Regions from separate parts of the Homo sapiens genome. Here all the other regions are linked to region 1. The links are chromatin contacts, found by Hi-C or POLR2A ChIA-PET in ENCODE. All regions are on one chromosome and are shown on one strand. Each heading gives the region's core, a stretch centred on a gene start or an enhancer-like site at or near the end of the contact. The rest is flanking DNA. Distances are from core to core; before and after follow the strand shown.

What was found. A loop is a pair of places that touch in the nucleus more often than their neighbours do. ChIA-PET counts read pairs that join two places held with the same protein, here RNA polymerase II (POLR2A). Pooled maps may share reads with other maps.
Region 2: a pooled map shows a loop between it and region 1 (8-fold over the local background). The contact joins the promoter of ADGRF3 here to the enhancer-like site in region 1. A Hi-C loop is called at or near these places in 1 of 37 single-sample maps with no recorded cell type and 6 of 50 pooled maps. POLR2A ChIA-PET finds 5 or more read pairs at or near these places in 2 of 52 experiments (CD4-positive, alpha-beta T cell and activated CD8-positive, alpha-beta memory T cell).
Region 3: a pooled map shows a loop between it and region 1 (6-fold over the local background). The contact joins the promoter of RAB10 here to the enhancer-like site in region 1. A Hi-C loop is called at or near these places in 1 of 168 maps with a recorded cell type or tissue (naive thymus-derived CD4-positive, alpha-beta T cell), 1 of 37 single-sample maps with no recorded cell type and 6 of 50 pooled maps.
Region 4: a loop to region 1 is called in a map of naive thymus-derived CD4-positive, alpha-beta T cell, with 22 times the contacts of the local background. The contact joins the promoter of ASXL2 here to the enhancer-like site in region 1. A Hi-C loop is called at or near these places in 1 of 168 maps with a recorded cell type or tissue (naive thymus-derived CD4-positive, alpha-beta T cell), 3 of 37 single-sample maps with no recorded cell type and 8 of 50 pooled maps. POLR2A ChIA-PET finds 5 or more read pairs at or near these places in 2 of 52 experiments (PC-3 and activated CD4-positive, alpha-beta T cell).

What each region holds. Positions count from the first base shown.
Region 1 is chr2:25,360,811-25,364,563 of GRCh38, forward strand. No RefSeq gene overlaps it. Among named protein-coding and RNA genes, the nearest start is that of DNMT3A, 21 kb to the left of the region's middle. RefSeq lists enhancers at 1,383-1,462, 1,733-1,832, 1,883-1,932. Within about 2 kb of position 2,046, at least 29 of the 41 ENCODE cell types and tissues checked have a DNase peak (open chromatin) inside an H3K27ac peak, as active enhancers do; they include CD4-positive, alpha-beta T cell, where a contact is called at or near this core.
Region 2 is chr2:26,344,767-26,348,519 of GRCh38, forward strand. It overlaps ADGRF3 (adhesion G protein-coupled receptor F3), which reads right to left and starts at 2,023. Exons shown (of 14, transcript NM_001321971.2): 1 at 1,355-2,023. The coding sequence starts at 1,468. SELENOI (selenoprotein I) reads left to right here and starts at 1,377. Exons shown (of 10, transcript NM_033505.4): 1 at 1,377-1,523. The coding sequence starts at 1,467. RefSeq lists enhancers at 842-981, 1,302-2,069, 2,182-2,281 and silencers at 1,192-1,421, 1,472-1,531, 1,592-1,641.
Region 3 is chr2:26,032,051-26,035,803 of GRCh38, forward strand. It overlaps RAB10 (RAB10, member RAS oncogene family), which reads left to right and starts at 2,034. Exons shown (of 6, transcript NM_016131.5): 1 at 2,034-2,685. The coding sequence starts at 2,559. It overlaps LOC124907743 (a long non-coding RNA gene), which reads right to left and starts at 1,699. Exons shown (of 2, transcript XR_007086249.1): 1 at 1,628-1,699; 2 at 361-611. RefSeq lists a silencer at 1,700-1,929 and an enhancer at 2,240-2,289.
Region 4 is chr2:25,876,449-25,880,201 of GRCh38, forward strand. It overlaps ASXL2 (ASXL transcriptional regulator 2), which reads right to left and starts at 2,039. Exons shown (of 13, transcript NM_018263.6): 1 at 1,718-2,039. The coding sequence starts at 1,774. RefSeq lists an enhancer at 1,099-1,148 and a silencer at 2,059-2,218.

The DNA.
Region 1 (3,753 bases), core at 796-3,295:
CAGAGAGGCCTGTTGGGGGCAGATGCCCACCTGCCCTCCCGCCACCCGTGCCTGTCTGGGCTTCTCCTCCCAGAACAAACCTCTCCTGCAGGGGAGGGCAGGTGGCACCTGAGGGACTGTCCTGAGGGCTACTGAGGGACTCAAGGAAAAAACCCACCTTGAGTCAAGCAAGTCTTCCATGTCTCAGAGGGGATCCTTCCCAGGCCTCCTTTTTTTTTTTTTTTTTGAGATGGAGTCTCAGAGTCTTGCTGTGTCACCCAGGCTGGAGTACAGTGGCGTGATCTCAGCTTACTGTAACCTCCGCCTCCCGGGTTCAAGCGATTCTCCTGCCTCAGCCTCCCGAGTAGCTGGGATTACAGACTGCACCATCATACCCAGCTAATTTTTTTTTTTTTTTGAGACAGAGTCCCACTCTGTCGCCTAGGCTGGAGTGCAGTGGCATGATCTTGGCTTACTGCAACCTCCGCCTCCCGGGTTCAAGCGATTCTCTTGCCTCAGCCTGCCAAGTAGCTGGGACTACGGGCACGTGCCACCACACCCGGGTGATTTTTGTATTTTTAGTAGAGACGGGGGTCTCACCATGTTGGCCAGGCTGGCCTCAAACTCCTTATCTCAGGTGATCCGCCTGCCTTGGCCTCCAACTCTGTGCTGGAGCTACAGATATGAGCCACCGCGTCCGGCCAGGCCGCCTTTTAAATTAGGATCAAGGAGCATGGCCTGAAAAAATGATTGTTTTAGTGCCCCGACCCCACGAGGGAGTGCGGGACTGAGACCCCCATCAGGCCACTGAGCAGGGGAGCCAGGACAGCTTGGCGGTCACACCCCGGAGGTCTGGGTGCAGCGCGGGAAGGCTGGGTCCCTTCTAGGATCTCTGGGCCACTAGTCCAGCTGTGGGGACAGTGTCCGAAGCCCCTGCCCCACTGACTGGGGATCCGGAAAAAGGGTGCCACCTCCCCACCCCAGGCATCTACTTTGCTTAATGGAGGCTGAGCCCAAAGAGATGCCATTGAGCACCTAACACCACTATTGCCACTTTTCTGGCCACTTTTCCACATCAAACTCATTCTTTTGGTCAAGTGGGAATAGAAATCAGGGAAAGTTGTGGGGAAAGTCATTTCAAGTAAACAGATTCAAAAGCGCTCGACAGCCCCTCGGCGGCTCCGCTCCGAATAACCCCACCGCGGTCAGCAGGTTTCGGAGCGGAGTCCGGGTCTCCATCGGCTGCAAAAACCAGCGAAGTGGGCGGCTCCGCCAGGCCGAGGACCCAGTGCAGTCGCCGCATTTCGCTCTTCACCCTCCAGGTGGCGCTAGCGGGGGCGGAGCGCATATTTGTATTTGGGGAGGAGCTTCAGAAATGCTGACTGTTGATTGGCTGGGCTCAGTCTCGCTTTCTTTTCTCCTTCCCGGCAGGGCTAGGGAGGGGACCCAGTCCCGGTGCCTGAGCTGCGCAAGAGGAAACGTGTGTGTGGGAATGGGACAGAGGGGACGGGGTTGGCTCACTTGACACAGAAAGAACATTTGGGGCATGGCCCCTGGGTGTGTTCACTCCTCAAGGACAATCCTGATTTCCTGGTTTTTGTTTTTTTAATAAAGGCAATTTGTTAAGTGTATAATGAACTGTGTTTTCCATTTGTCATTCCTTTATAAGACACCTCATAAATTTACACACCAGGAAAATCCTTGGTGGGACCTGTTGATAATAAAGACATCGTTATTTACAAAAGAACGAAGGTGAGGACCTTCTAGACCTCCCTTTTTCATTTTCTTGGTCTCTGAATGTTGTGTTTGTGTTACCAATATAACGATCTGTGGCTGTATTTTATTTGCACATCTAACAACTGATTGTTAAGCTTCCGCTATCTGGCAGGCATTGGGTGGGGTTTCTCTGAGTCAAGAGTGAGGAAAAAAAGAGGGGGAGCTCGTGGACAGGTAGGACAGGCGGCAGCCAGGATCCAGGCTGTGCACGGGGAACATTGAAGAACGCTGCCACGGCCCCGAAGAAGAAGTGGAGCCACGGGGAGAGGAACGGGGAATTTAGAGGAAGTGGGGCCCGAGGGCAGCGGAGCAGAGCCGCTAGCTCAAAAAGCGCAGTGCTGAAGTCACACTGATGTCACTGCAGAAGCCCAGAGGAGCTAAGGAGAGGTGAGATGTTGGGGGATTCCCTAGGGCAGCTGGAGTGGGCCCCTGGCCTTTTGTCCGGTTGGTGGGGAGGAAAGCATTGGAAAGTATAACTTCCAGAATATTTCCTTCTTGCTCAGGACAGAAAGCCATCTCTGGGGCCAGGCGCGGTGGCTCACGACTGTAATTTTAGCACTTTGGGAGGCTGAGGCGGGTGGATCACGAGGTCAGGAGTTCAAGACCAGCCTGGCCAACATGCTGAAACCCCGTCTCTACTCAAAATATAAAAATTAGCCGGGCATGGTGGCAGGCGCCTGTAATCCCAGCTACTCGGGAGGCTGAGGCAGGAGAATGGCTTGAATCTGGGAGGCAGAGGTTGTGGTGAGCCGATCATACTACTGTACTCCAGCCTGGGAGACAGAGTGAGACTCCGCCGCAAAAAAAAAAAAAAAAAAAAAAAAAAAAAAAAAAAAAAAAAGAAGAAATTTTTGCTAAGTGAATAAGGGAAGCAGATGCTTCTTGATCGGTAGAGAAAGCTCCCTCTAGGAGCCTGCACAGAGCCCAGTATCTCTGGCAAAGAATAAATTGTTCGGAGAGGGCTCTCTTTAGTGTAGGGGAAAGTAGCCCCTTTGCCCCGGGAGAAAACTGTGACAAGACCTTGGCGTTTCAAGGGCTTGAAGAAACTGCTCACCCACTGAGGGGGCAAGCAAGTCACAAGTGTGTGTATACCTGGTGGTGAGAGTGAGGTCTGCGAGGTGGTCCTCCCCATCCTGTCCTGCTCCTTACCTGCCATTCCAAGACCAGCCTCCACCCCAGAAGCAGATTTTCCCATGACTTGAGGGCTACAGCCTGGGCAGAGATTTGGCTCAGGGCCCTGGACTCCACCCCTCGACCTCCTTAAGTGGCCCTTTACATGTCTGGGCAGGGGAGACAAATCAGCGCCCCAAGCCTGAGCACCCGTGCCAGGCCTGGGGAGATCCTCAGCCACCTGGCACCGGGCGTGGGGCTTGGGCCCTGGCAGTACCAGGTTCCCTTGTCCCCATCACTGTAGCCTCTCGCCTATGAGTCCAGGTAGGGTCTGGCCAGTGCGGCTCAGTGTGGCTTGACCCACAGTGCCCAGTGGATGGTGCAGACACTAGTGTCAGAGGAAGAAAGGAAAGCAACCATTATTACTCATTTGCTATGTGCTCAGCCCTGCTCCAGGTCTCTTACACATTTTAATATAATCCTTAGAACAACTAAATAGGTTGGAATTATCTTCATTTTATAGATGCAGAGAATAAGGCAGTGACCTGAGGTCACTCTAGAAAGGAGCAGCGTCAGGATTCAAATGAAGGTGTGCCTGCCCTCCAGAACCCATGCTTTTCCATTGAACCCTATAGCTGTCCAGGAAGGCATGGTCCCCAGGGATCCCAGGAACCCTCAGGTACCTCCCTGAGAAGCAGGGCCCCAGACAGGCCTCCAAGAAACAGGGAGGATGAGACAACTCCAGAGAAGAAGGCAGAACCCTCGCTGGTGAGGACCCTTGGGAGCAAAGACAGGGACAGAAGGAGGAGACTTAGCAAGGGGCCAGCAGGGTGCAGACTCGCAGAAAAAGGAAAGGGAGAAGATTCAAAAGGGCAAATTGAGGCAAGA
Region 2 (3,753 bases), core at 773-3,272, 980 kb after region 1:
GCTGCAGTGAGCCGTGATCACGTCACTGCATTCCAGCCTGGGTGAGTCAGTCCCTGTCTCAGGGGGCGGGGAGAAGCTTATTATCTACCATATACCAGGTATAAGATTATCTATTACTTTCTAAGAATCATGCTTTAGGAGGGGAGATTAGACATGTAGTAATAATACTGTGTTTGGCATATCTCGGGTCCCCAATAAATAGTTGTTAAACGAATGAACATAAAAGTATCTCAAAATAATCGCCCTTATTTCAGAGACCCAGAGAGACTGAAAGGCTCCCTGAAGTAGTGGTTTCCCATAACACAGAACTCATTTCATGTTGGGTCGATCATTTCCGAGCTTCGTAACTAAGTGACTCTGGGCAGGCTGCCTAATCTGAAAAAGGGGATAATGCCTTTCACTTCAGTGTTGTTATGGGGTTGATAATGTATGTGAAGTTCTCCCCACAGAAGGCGCTCAATAAAAAGCAGCAACTATTATAAAATTTTATTAGTAGATACTCACTAGCCATTGATCTAGTGTTTTTTGTTTGTTTGTTTGTTTTACAATTAACTGGGCTCCAGTTATGTAAAACACCTCTTGCAAACGCATTTAAGGACTCGTCGAGACTGAGAGATCACTGCTTTTATCTGGTCGGGAGACACCAGCAATCTTAATTTGGAACGGTTTGATAGAGCGGAGTGCGATGAGGCGGTCCAAGGTTCCTAAGCAACATAGACCTGAGGGGCTTGTCTCCAATGTCCTTTCACCTGTCTTTCAAGTCCCTCTGCTGACCGCACAAAGACTCCCGTGGCCCCGGCAGCAGCTCGGCCTTCTCTACATCTAACCACGTTTACTAAATTTCTACGGCACGCAGCGCACCGCACCAGGAGCTGGGAGCGGCTCGCGGTACAGACCTCCTTCCTCTTTTACTTCGCTGCAGCGGGAGAACTAAGTCCTCTTACCTGAGGCACTGCTGAACTGGTTCGCAAGCAGTCACTCTACCCCCAAGACTAAAACGGTATACCCCAGATCACCACGCAAGTGCGGATACCACAGAAATCCCACCTTCCCCCGGGACCGGGAGCAAAGCCCGCTGGGAAATTGACCTTTCACCCCCTCTCTTGCCTTACCTCAGCTCACCAATTTTGACGCTAGCAAATGAAGCGACGAAGAGAGCTGGAAGGCGGGACTTAGTGTTGCCTGATCCACGCCGATTGGACAACAGCAGTGTCGGGGGACGGGCCGCTCGAGCGGGCTAGCAACCCCCCCTCGATGGGCGGGGAGAAGCGTGGGCTGCGCTTGCGCACTGAGAGGCGGCCGAAGGGGCCGAGGCGGCTACGCGTGCGCGGTGGGCGGAGCGCGGCTCTCCTACCTTCTCGGGCAGCCCAGTCTTTGCCATCCTTGCCCAGCCGGTGTGGTGCTTGTGTGTCACAGCCTTGTAGCCGGGAGTCGCTGCCGAGTGGGCGCTCAGTTTTCGGGTCGTCATGGCTGGCTACGAATACGTGAGCCCGGAGCAGCTGGCTGGCTTTGATAAGTACAAGGTACCGCGGGCCGGCGGATGCCCCTCTCCCTGCTCCCGGCCTCGCCCAGGCGGCTGAGGGGCCCGCGCGGCGCGGTCCGTGTCACCTTGTGCCGCGTGGCTCCGGGCGGGCTGGCGGGCGTTCCTCCGGAGGTCCTGCGGGTCCTGGGGATTGGGGGTCGGGGAGCGTGGGAGCATCCTAAGCCCGCCGCCCGTAGTCGGCACCCCCCGGGAGATTTCCTTTTCCTTAGGAGAGCGCTCAGTGATCATGGAGCGAGGGAATTCCCTTCCTATTTTTTTTAAACTTATTATTTTCGTAAGCCCCCGAAAGGATGGAGTTCCTTCTGTTGTGTCAATCGCCTTCATTTTAGTGAAGTTTCCACTCGCCTGTCATGCATACAACTTCGGAGGAGGAGATGATCGTTTGGCAGATGAGGCCCGGGAGGGGAGCGACTTGCCGATGCCATCCTGCTGATGTCTCCACTTCTGCTCCCGGCAGGGACTTCCTAAGCGGCAGCTTGTGGCGCTAGGGCCACCAGATGAAAGGGAGGTGCACAGGAAGGAGCTGTGGAGTGGAAAGAGCGCGGGCTTTCGAGCACATACAAACCTGATTACAAAAGTCAGATTTCTTTATTTCGTCTTGGGCACGTCATTTTAACCCCGCTCAGCCTCTCTTTTGTGTATGAAACTGAAAGTAATAGCTTCTGCTGTGCAAAATGATTAGAGGAATTTGTGAAGCGCTTGGCAACATACTAGGACCCCAGTAAATAAATGCGGGTGGTTAACTTTCCTCCAAATCTGGTTCCCATCCGCAGTTCCTTTACCAATGAATGACTCTAACCATCCAGTCGACCAAGCCTGAAATATGGGCTTTAACCCTTCATCCTTGTTGTTACCCGTTCATCTTCACATCTTAGCTTAAATATTGCTTCCTCAAAGAAGCCCTCCCTACGTGCCCCTTTCCCCCTTAAATGTGCGCTCTGTTCGTTTATGGAATTGCTGCTTTAGCGTGTCTCGCCATTAGAATATAATGCCCAACTCATTAGAGTTTTCTTGTGGACCATCATGGCTTAAGCACAGTGCTATGTGCATACTAGGCACCCAGTAAGCATTTGTGGAATGAATGAATAACTGAAAAAGTCATAATGGATTTTGTTTAACTCGAGTTAAAAAAAAAAAAAGCAAGGGTCCTTAGAAGGTCACATAGCATGTTTCTCTGCTTTCAAGCCGTATTGTGCCATACCATTCTGAACCGAGGTGATGACTTGTCTTAACATTTTAAGTGGAAAGAGGGTCCAGAGCCTTCTTGGTAACTCGGGCCAGTGCTTTTCAACTTTCATTTTAGAAGGCTGTTAACCCAGATACCTCCTGTTTTGCCTTAAGCTCTACTCCCCTTTTGTTGTCTGTTCTGCAGGGTAAATATTGACATATAAAACATTTTCTTCCTTACTAGGGTCTGACTTTCTAAGTGCCAATAAAATAGCTATTTCAATGGGAGCAGTGTTTATAATAGGAAATCTCCTTTTTCTTATAAAGAATCTTCCCTAGATTTATATTTTCAACTAAATAAGTGTCTTAATTTACTAGAAGTTTCGTGTAATTTTCTGTTCTGATCTTTCCCCCTTTTTTATTATATAAGTTCCTGTATCTGACAGCAGATGACTTCCTATCATCCTGGAAAACAAAGGTCGATTTAGCAAGCGTCCAATGTTCACTAAAATAGTTTGTTGATATCATTTTAGTTATAATGAGGCTTCCTTGGGGAAAAAAAAGCACACATTTATAACCTAAATATTCTTCTATTGCAATTACTCAATACTGCATTTATATTAAAATTATGAATCCAGTGGTATCCAAAGGAAAAATCCATGGGATCAGTTTTGCTTGAACACAAATCTCACAGATCTTTTTTTCTTATCGTTGCGTTCCCCTTATGTTGTCTTCAGATAGTAAGCGCTTTATAAATGCTTATTTTAAAAAGTCTTTTTTCCCCATAAATGGGTAAAGATTGAAAACACTCAAAAGATATTTTGTATTCCCTCATGTGATGCTTTATAAGAGGGATGTAAAGAAGAACTGACACTACAAAAGCAGTTGGTGGAAAAATTACTTTTGAAGTAGTTTAATTTATCTTCCCTAGAGGTATATCTGAGAGCTACAGTTGGAAACCTGACAGATATACAGAATAACTGCTGAAAGGGGTGCACACGGGGAGTGGAAATTAGGTTTCTGAAGCAGGAAACTATAAGACA
Region 3 (3,753 bases), core at 784-3,283, 670 kb after region 1:
CCAGCCTGGCCAACATGGTGAAACCCCGTCTCTACTAAAAATATAAAAATTAGCCAGGCTTGGTGGCACACGCCTGTAATCCCAGCTACTAAGGAGGCTGAGGCAGGAGAATCACTTGAACCCGGAAGGGCTGCAGTAAGCCGAGATTGTGCCACTGCACTCCAGCATGGGTGGTAGAGTGAGAGTCTGTCTCAAAAAAAAAAAATGTTTAAGTGACAAGACTAGGAGCAATTGGAGAAAACAACTGAAGAGAAAGCTGTATTAGTGAAGACAAGTATCTTCGGTAAGGACGCTTTAGGGGTGGTTGAGAAGAAAGGAAAAATGTAAGACAGAAATATAAGACAGAAATGTAAGACGGAATTGCCTGAAAGTCTAACTTTAATTACATATCAAATACACATTTTGGTGATTTGGCGATCTTGGGGTGGTGTGTGTGAAAATGTAGTTTTTACTTCTCTATCCCTGTTTCTTGTTTTCCACATACTTCAGCGTTTTCCACTTTATCAGGTTGAACCAGCTCACCAGGTTCAACTCCTGTGCCATCACACCTAGGTGTGCTTTGAGGGATGGATGTCCCTGAGAATGGAAGGTCAGCAGCATGCATACTGCAACTACAGAAGGGTAGGAGAGAAAAAGGGTGGCGTAAACAGGACTGATGGGGAGAGAGAACAGAAGGTAAAGCAAATGCAAAGAAAATGCGAGGGCCCGGGCGCGGGGGCTAACGCCTGTAATCCCAGCACTTTGGGAGGCCGGGGCGGGCGGGTCACCTGTCAGGTGTTCGACACCAGCCTGACTAACAGGGTGAAACCCCGTCTCTACTAAATACAAAAAATTAGCCGGGCGTGGTAGCACATGCCTGTAATCCCAGCTACTTGGGAGGCCGAGGCAGGAGAATCACTTGAACCCAGGTGGTGGAGGTTGCAGTGAGCAGAGATTGTGCCATTGCACTCTAGCCTGGGCAACAAGAGCGAAACTCCATCTCAAAAAAAAAAAAAAAAAGAAAGAAAAGAAAAAAAGAAAAAGAAAATGCGAGGAAACGAGCGAAACTCCATCTCAAAAAAAAAAAAAAAAAAAAGAAAGAAAAGAAAAAAAGAAAAAGAAAATGCGAGGAAGCAGGCTGTGTCGGACTGGGAGTAGGCTTGACCACCTTTCAATTTTCAACCCAGTGGTACGACGCTGGCGGCAGGCAGAGGCCCCACCTCCTCTGCAGAGCGCTCTCGGGTTCTCCCGGATTCCTGAAGGACGGCAAAGGCCTGAAGCAGGTTCTCTGAGCACCGCACAGAACCCTCCACTTCGCAGGGAGGTTCTTCCTGCGCCCAGGTGTTCCTCAACCTTCCTCTCCTCGCCCAGGAAGAGGTTGTGAGGATTACCTCATCCCAACCCGAGCGGCGTGGCCAGCTTTTCCATCTCAAACTCTTGCTCTTGAAGTCAATCCGGATGGAGCGCTCATGTTTCCCCGTCAGGGCTGGCCCTGGAGAGGGGGCACGCCGGGAGGCGTCTCGTTCTAGCAAAGAGGCTATTAAATGACCCAGGGCGCGGCTTTTTCTCGCGTTTACGAGCTCCACCTACACGGGAACACATGGCCACCCAAGCCCGTCGCTGCGCCAAGACCTCCAGCTCAACACACCCGACAAGCGCTGTGCAGAGAAACCGCAGCGCAGTCCAGCGGGAGACCCCGGGAGGGGAAGGAGGTGCTGGGCTCTGTAAGGGTGTCCCGGGGAGCGGGGAGCGGGAGGCGGGAGGCGGGGGTCGGAGGGGGGGCGCTGCGCCTGCGCAGTCGCTAGGTAGCGTCTCCCCCGGGGCGTGCTCGTAACGCCGCGCACCCTATCAGGCGGCCACAGGGAGCGCGCCCGCGGCCTCGCCCTTTCTCGCCCCTCCCTTCTCCCCTCTGGGTCCAGCCTCAGACTGAGGCTTGGAGACAGGAGCATTCCACTCGCCACTTCGGCGCGCCCCCATGCCCTCTTGTGCGCGTGCGCAGAGGCGGACCGCAAGGCTAGGGCGTGAGGGAAGGGCGGGCGTACGCCCTTGCGTGCGTCTCAGGCAGCGCGCACGCCGGCGTGAGAGGGCACGGGGAAAAGGTGGCTCTGGCCGGGGTGGCTCGGTTTCCTGGGGCTATGTAACTGAGCTCGTCGACTTAGGGGTCCTTCTTCGCTGCCCTCGCCGCGTGCTAGCAGGGAGTTTCCGCTCGGGAGAGAGACTGTCCTCACGCCCGCTGCGCCTCCTCGACGGCAGAGCAGGCTTGCTCGCCCGTGGGAGCGTCCCGGCCGAGAAGCCCTGAGGGGGGAGGGGAGGCCATTTTGTCCCGACCGACTCCCCGGAACCGGGCGGACGGGCTGGGAGAGGCTGCGGAGCCGCGGTCGCCGCCCTCGGAGGCACTGGACGCCGCCACTGTCGGGGCTTCCTCAAAGCTGTTCGTAGGTCGCCCGCGCCGTCTCGAGCCTTTTTCCCACGCTTCCCCGGTCCTCCGGCCTGAGAACGCCCGAGTGAGGAGTTGGCCGTAGTGAGAGGGACCGATCCCTTGGGGCCGCCGGCGGCGAGAGCCCGAGCCGCTCCTCCCAATGGCGAAGAAGACGTACGACCTGCTTTTCAAGCTGCTCCTGATCGGGGATTCCGGAGTGGGGAAGACCTGCGTCCTTTTTCGTTTTTCGGATGATGCCTTCAATACTACCTTTATTTCCACCATAGGTAAGACCTGTGGGAGGACGGTGTACGGTCTCGGTAGCTGCATACCGTTTATTTTACTCCAGACATCTTGCTTCCCGTAATATACGCCTTTGTTTCAGTGATTCCGATTCCAAACGACACATCCAAGTTACTGTTTGAATCGGCATCGAGCTTACTGGGGCGGGGTCTTCCCATGATTTCCATCCGGTCTTTTGCTTTCGAGTCTCCCACTATGCTCAGTGCCTTCTGTTACAAAATATGCATCATTTAACCATGTTCCAGAACCTTATTTCTTCAGGCGACTGGACTGGCTTTTTCCACATTTGCGTGGAATTAGTAGATGTGTGATATTTTTAAGGTATTTATTTCAGTGGTTGCGATTGAAGCAGTACTAGCTATTTGGGAAAGGCCTGAATTTATACTTTGGGGCAAAGAAAAGATTCCATATGGTGATAACTTAGAGTAAACTTGAGGGTTTCTGAGAAGAATAATTAAGGTAAATTAGAAGGGAAGAGTGAGTTGCCCTCATTCACTAATCCATTGATGTGTCAAACAATCGGAGGCTCTTCGCGCTTGGGGTGGGACTCTGGCATATTTGCCTCAGTGCTTTTCGAGACATCAACAGAAGCAGTAATCTGAGGGAGATGATCAGTTTCTGTCCTCAAACCCAACGGAGTGAAGTCAAGCTCTCTCTTCTATTTTATTTGACTCTAGTATTTACAGGAAAGTATTTTGCCAGTCATAGCCCTATGGACTTATAATGCACTTTCACCATGTTTCAGAATTACTTAGTGTGGAAGTAAGAGCTAAAGAGTGACCTTTTTAATCGAATTTCCCGTTTAGGAAAGGAAAAGGGAAGGCTCTAGGAAAGTCCCTTTTGAATCTGGTTAGAAAATTTAAGTGGCATTGACGCTAATTGTGCTATATTAATTGTGAAACCCATCCGCTCCGCAATAAATTTCTTAAAAGACACATGGCTCTCAGCATTGTGGCGGTGCAGTTGAACCCATTTTTAAATGTACTTTTATATTGAGAGGCTTTTAAAAAGCAACGGCAGTCGTCTTTGAACTCTGGGAATTGTCAAAATTA
Region 4 (3,753 bases), core at 789-3,288, 520 kb after region 1:
TCAGCCCAGGAGTTCAAGACTAGCCTAGCCTGGGCAACATAGAAAGACCCTGTCTCTACAAAATATTTTTAATTAAAAAAACAATTTTAAAGACCCTAGGAACTTAAAATTAATTAGCATAAATTAGGGTCCAGGTCTGCTTACCTATAATTAAAATTTATCATGCTTCTTTTATTAACAGAAAGAGGTCTTGAGGTATACTGAGAGTAAAACAGCCCTCTGTGGGGATGCAACCTCTACACCTTCAAAAAAAAGTATAGGAGTCTTATCTTTTAGAGGGAAACTACTAGCACAGGAAGATATACAAAGACATATTGTAAGTGAAAACACCCAGTAAGTAAAATGTGCTATTATTTCTTAACTTTTTTACATTTCCAACTAAGAGAGATACAAATTGAAAACTCATCAACCTCCTAATGCATAAAGTTTACAAAACAAATGCACAAAGTTTAGAAACAAATGCACAAGACTGAATAAACAGTATGACCTAGATTTGGGGAAATAAAGAGACTAGACGGTAATATACCAAATGTTAGCAGATACAGCCGAGCGGTGAAATAAATGTGATTTTTTTTAAATGTTCTTCTTTATACTTTTTTATAATTTTCCAAATTTCCCCACAGTGAACATTACTTTTATATTTAAAAAACTCATTAAAAAATAAACCATATGGCATCTAATAAGGGTTCACTAAGAAGGGCTACGTTGTCGAAGTATTACCGGCATTAATCACCATTAAAGGGGTGAACACCTCTCACTTTCCACTATTAAAATGCTGCCGTTTAATGCCCTATTACTTTTCTGCTGCACCCTCAACGATGTATGAACTTCACTATCTCCTGCCATTTCATTTCTGCATACAACATGCTTTTAATTTTTTCTTCTTAAAATATGGTAAAAGTTCTCACTAATCCTCAATATTCCACTTTTTAAAATCTACCTCTAAATTTCGTCATAACACAATTAGGGGGAAAATTGTTTTGCCCACTAATTACAACTTCATTAGGGCACCATCCCTTTGGCTAGGGTAACGTGAAGGCCGGGTAAACTACACGTCCCACCATGCATTGCTGCCTTGTTCAGAGTAGGTCTCTACGGAAACAGGAAAAAAAAAAATTCTACAAGTCCCACCTGTTACTTCGTTTCTAAACACCTCCTGCACTTTCGGCTCCAACACCAAACAAAAACAAAAGCCTCGTGATCTCTCGTCTGCTCCGGGAGCCAGACAAACAGGGGGCCCGGGGTCACAGGCACGTCCGCTGTAACGGGTAAATTCTATCCAGCTCCAGCGCTCCCCTCTCCTTTCCGGGGCTGGATGCACGCACAAGCCTTCTCCTATCTGCATCCAATGGGGGCTCTCCAGCCGCACAAGGGAGAAGAACCGGTTACCGTGCAAGCACCACAGACTTCCCCGTGCCGGGGCGAGGGCTACCACAGAGCGGAGGTGATATCGGCTCGACCCCAAAAGACAGCCTCAAAACACTGAGAGGACTCGCCGCAGACGCCGAGGGACGCCACGGCCCCGCGGCTATCACGTTCCGCCGGGCGCCTCCATTCCCACAGGGATCGCAACCCCGACACTAACCGCCGCCCTCTCCGCGCGGTTTTGTGCCCCTTCAGCCGGGTCCCTGGGCCAGTGACCTCCCTTTCCCTGCGACTGGCGGGCGACAAGGGAACAAAATCCTCCCGGCCTTCCCCTTCGCTCCCTCCCCCTTACCGTCTTGGCGGCCTCCGCCCAGGTCCTGCCCTTCTTCCTACGTCCCTTTTCCCTCATGTCGGGTCTTGAACTGACTGGGAGGCTCCCGTGTCCGGGCTCCGGCCGCCCTCCCTGCCTGCTCTGCCCTGCGCTGCTTTTCCCGCGGTGCCGGGAAAGGTGGGAGAAAAGGGAAGTCAGACCGGGGGGGCACCCAAGCAGAGGAAGCGGCGGGGGTGGTGCGCGGGGGGGTCTATGGGGCGGCCGGTCCTCTTGCTGCCGTTGCCACTGCTACCGCCGCTGCCATATTGGGTTCTTACTGTACAGGCTGCCGCTACGGTCATGTGACCGCTCCCGCGCGGCCGTCACTACTGTACGCAGCCGGCCGCGCGAACGAGCGCGGGCGCGCCCCCGCCTCCCAAGCCCGGCCGCTGAGCTATCGAGCCGGCGGTCTGCGGTACCTCGCCACGCCCCCGCCCTTCCGGTCTCCGCCTCTCCGCAGGAGCATGCGCGCCAAGGAGGCCCCGGCAGTAGCTGTAGTCTGACGCCTGGCGCTCACACCTACAGCGAATATCTGCCTGCGGAAGCGGAACCTGTGCCATCCGGGAAAGCTTACTGAGCGGATCCCGCCTCTTGCGAGGCGCTGCACAGGCTGTGTAGACCTGGGGAGCTGAACTCTTCCCTCAGTGGGTGGCTCTGCCAACTATCACTTTAGATCAGCCCTGCGTTTGTGTTTTCTCATTTATTTGCATTTTTACAGAGGTTATCTTTTTGAAGATAGGCAACAATTCTCGTCTGCCTATTAACCCCATTCGATAGGCGAAGCAACTGAGATTGAGTGACTTGCCAAGCTCATAAGTCTGGGATGTAGAGAAACCAAAAATCAAATTGCCAGCTCAGAGCCCTTTCCATCTCCCCAGAATGCCTCAAACTTAGGTGACTTTGTTTTTAAGGCCACCAGTAACTGCATCCATGCTTTTACATGTGAAGCTACTCATCAATGACAGAAATGGTGTCTTCTTTATTTCGGTGAGCTCAGTCCCTAGCATAGTGCCTGTACATATCAGGCGCCCAGTAAATATTTGCTGAATGATTCACCTATTTCTGTGGTCAGAGACCATTATTTGTAGTATCCGTAACAGCTTTCTGAAAGATCCAGAATGTGGCATCTTCTCTTACATCATCTACACCTTGATACCTTGCAAAGTAAGAAGAATGTAGTAACAACTGCTGATCTCCCAAATCCACCTGCTTCCAGAAGCTGCTTCCAAACAATCCAGTAAACTTACTATAGTGTGAAATAGGACTGAGGATTGGATTGCCTCTTGGGAGGAAAGACAGGTGAGAGCAATACTTAAAGTTTATGGATGCGTTTCAGAAATTCATGGACTCCCTAAAATTATGAACTATATTTTGTGTGTTATATGTGAATTTTTTAAGAGGATTCATAACTTTTCCTCCATTTTTCAAAAAGGATCTGTTGTGCAAAAAAAAAAGAGAAAAAGATATTAAAGGGAGTTTGAGAGGCCATCTAGAAGTATCTAGATACTTCCTTATATTTCCGTTCAGTCATGGATCAAACAGCCTATTTCAGCAATTGATATGGATATATTTTCCCAAATGTCTTTGGTAATTCATAGCCTTATGCATTACACAGGTAGTATGTACCACCTCCCTCCAAAGCTTATGTCTGTAGTCTAAGAAGGCCTTCTCGCCAGGTGCGGTGGCTCACGCCTGTAATCCCAGCATTTTGGGAGGCTGAGGTGGTCAGATCACTTGAGGCCAAGAGTTCAAGACAAGCCTGGCCAACATGGAGAAACCCCATCTCTACTAAAAATACAAAAATTAGCTGGGCCTGGTGGCATGCGCCTGTAATCCCAGCTACTTGGGAGGCTGAGGCAGGAGAATCGCTTGAACCTGGGAGGCAGAGGTTGCAGTGAGCCCAGAGATCGCGCCATTACACTCCAGCCTGGGCAACAGAGCAAGACTCTGTCTCAAAAAAGAAAGAGAGACAGAGAGAAAGAAAGAGAAAGAGAGAAGAGAAAAAAAGGTCTTCTCCA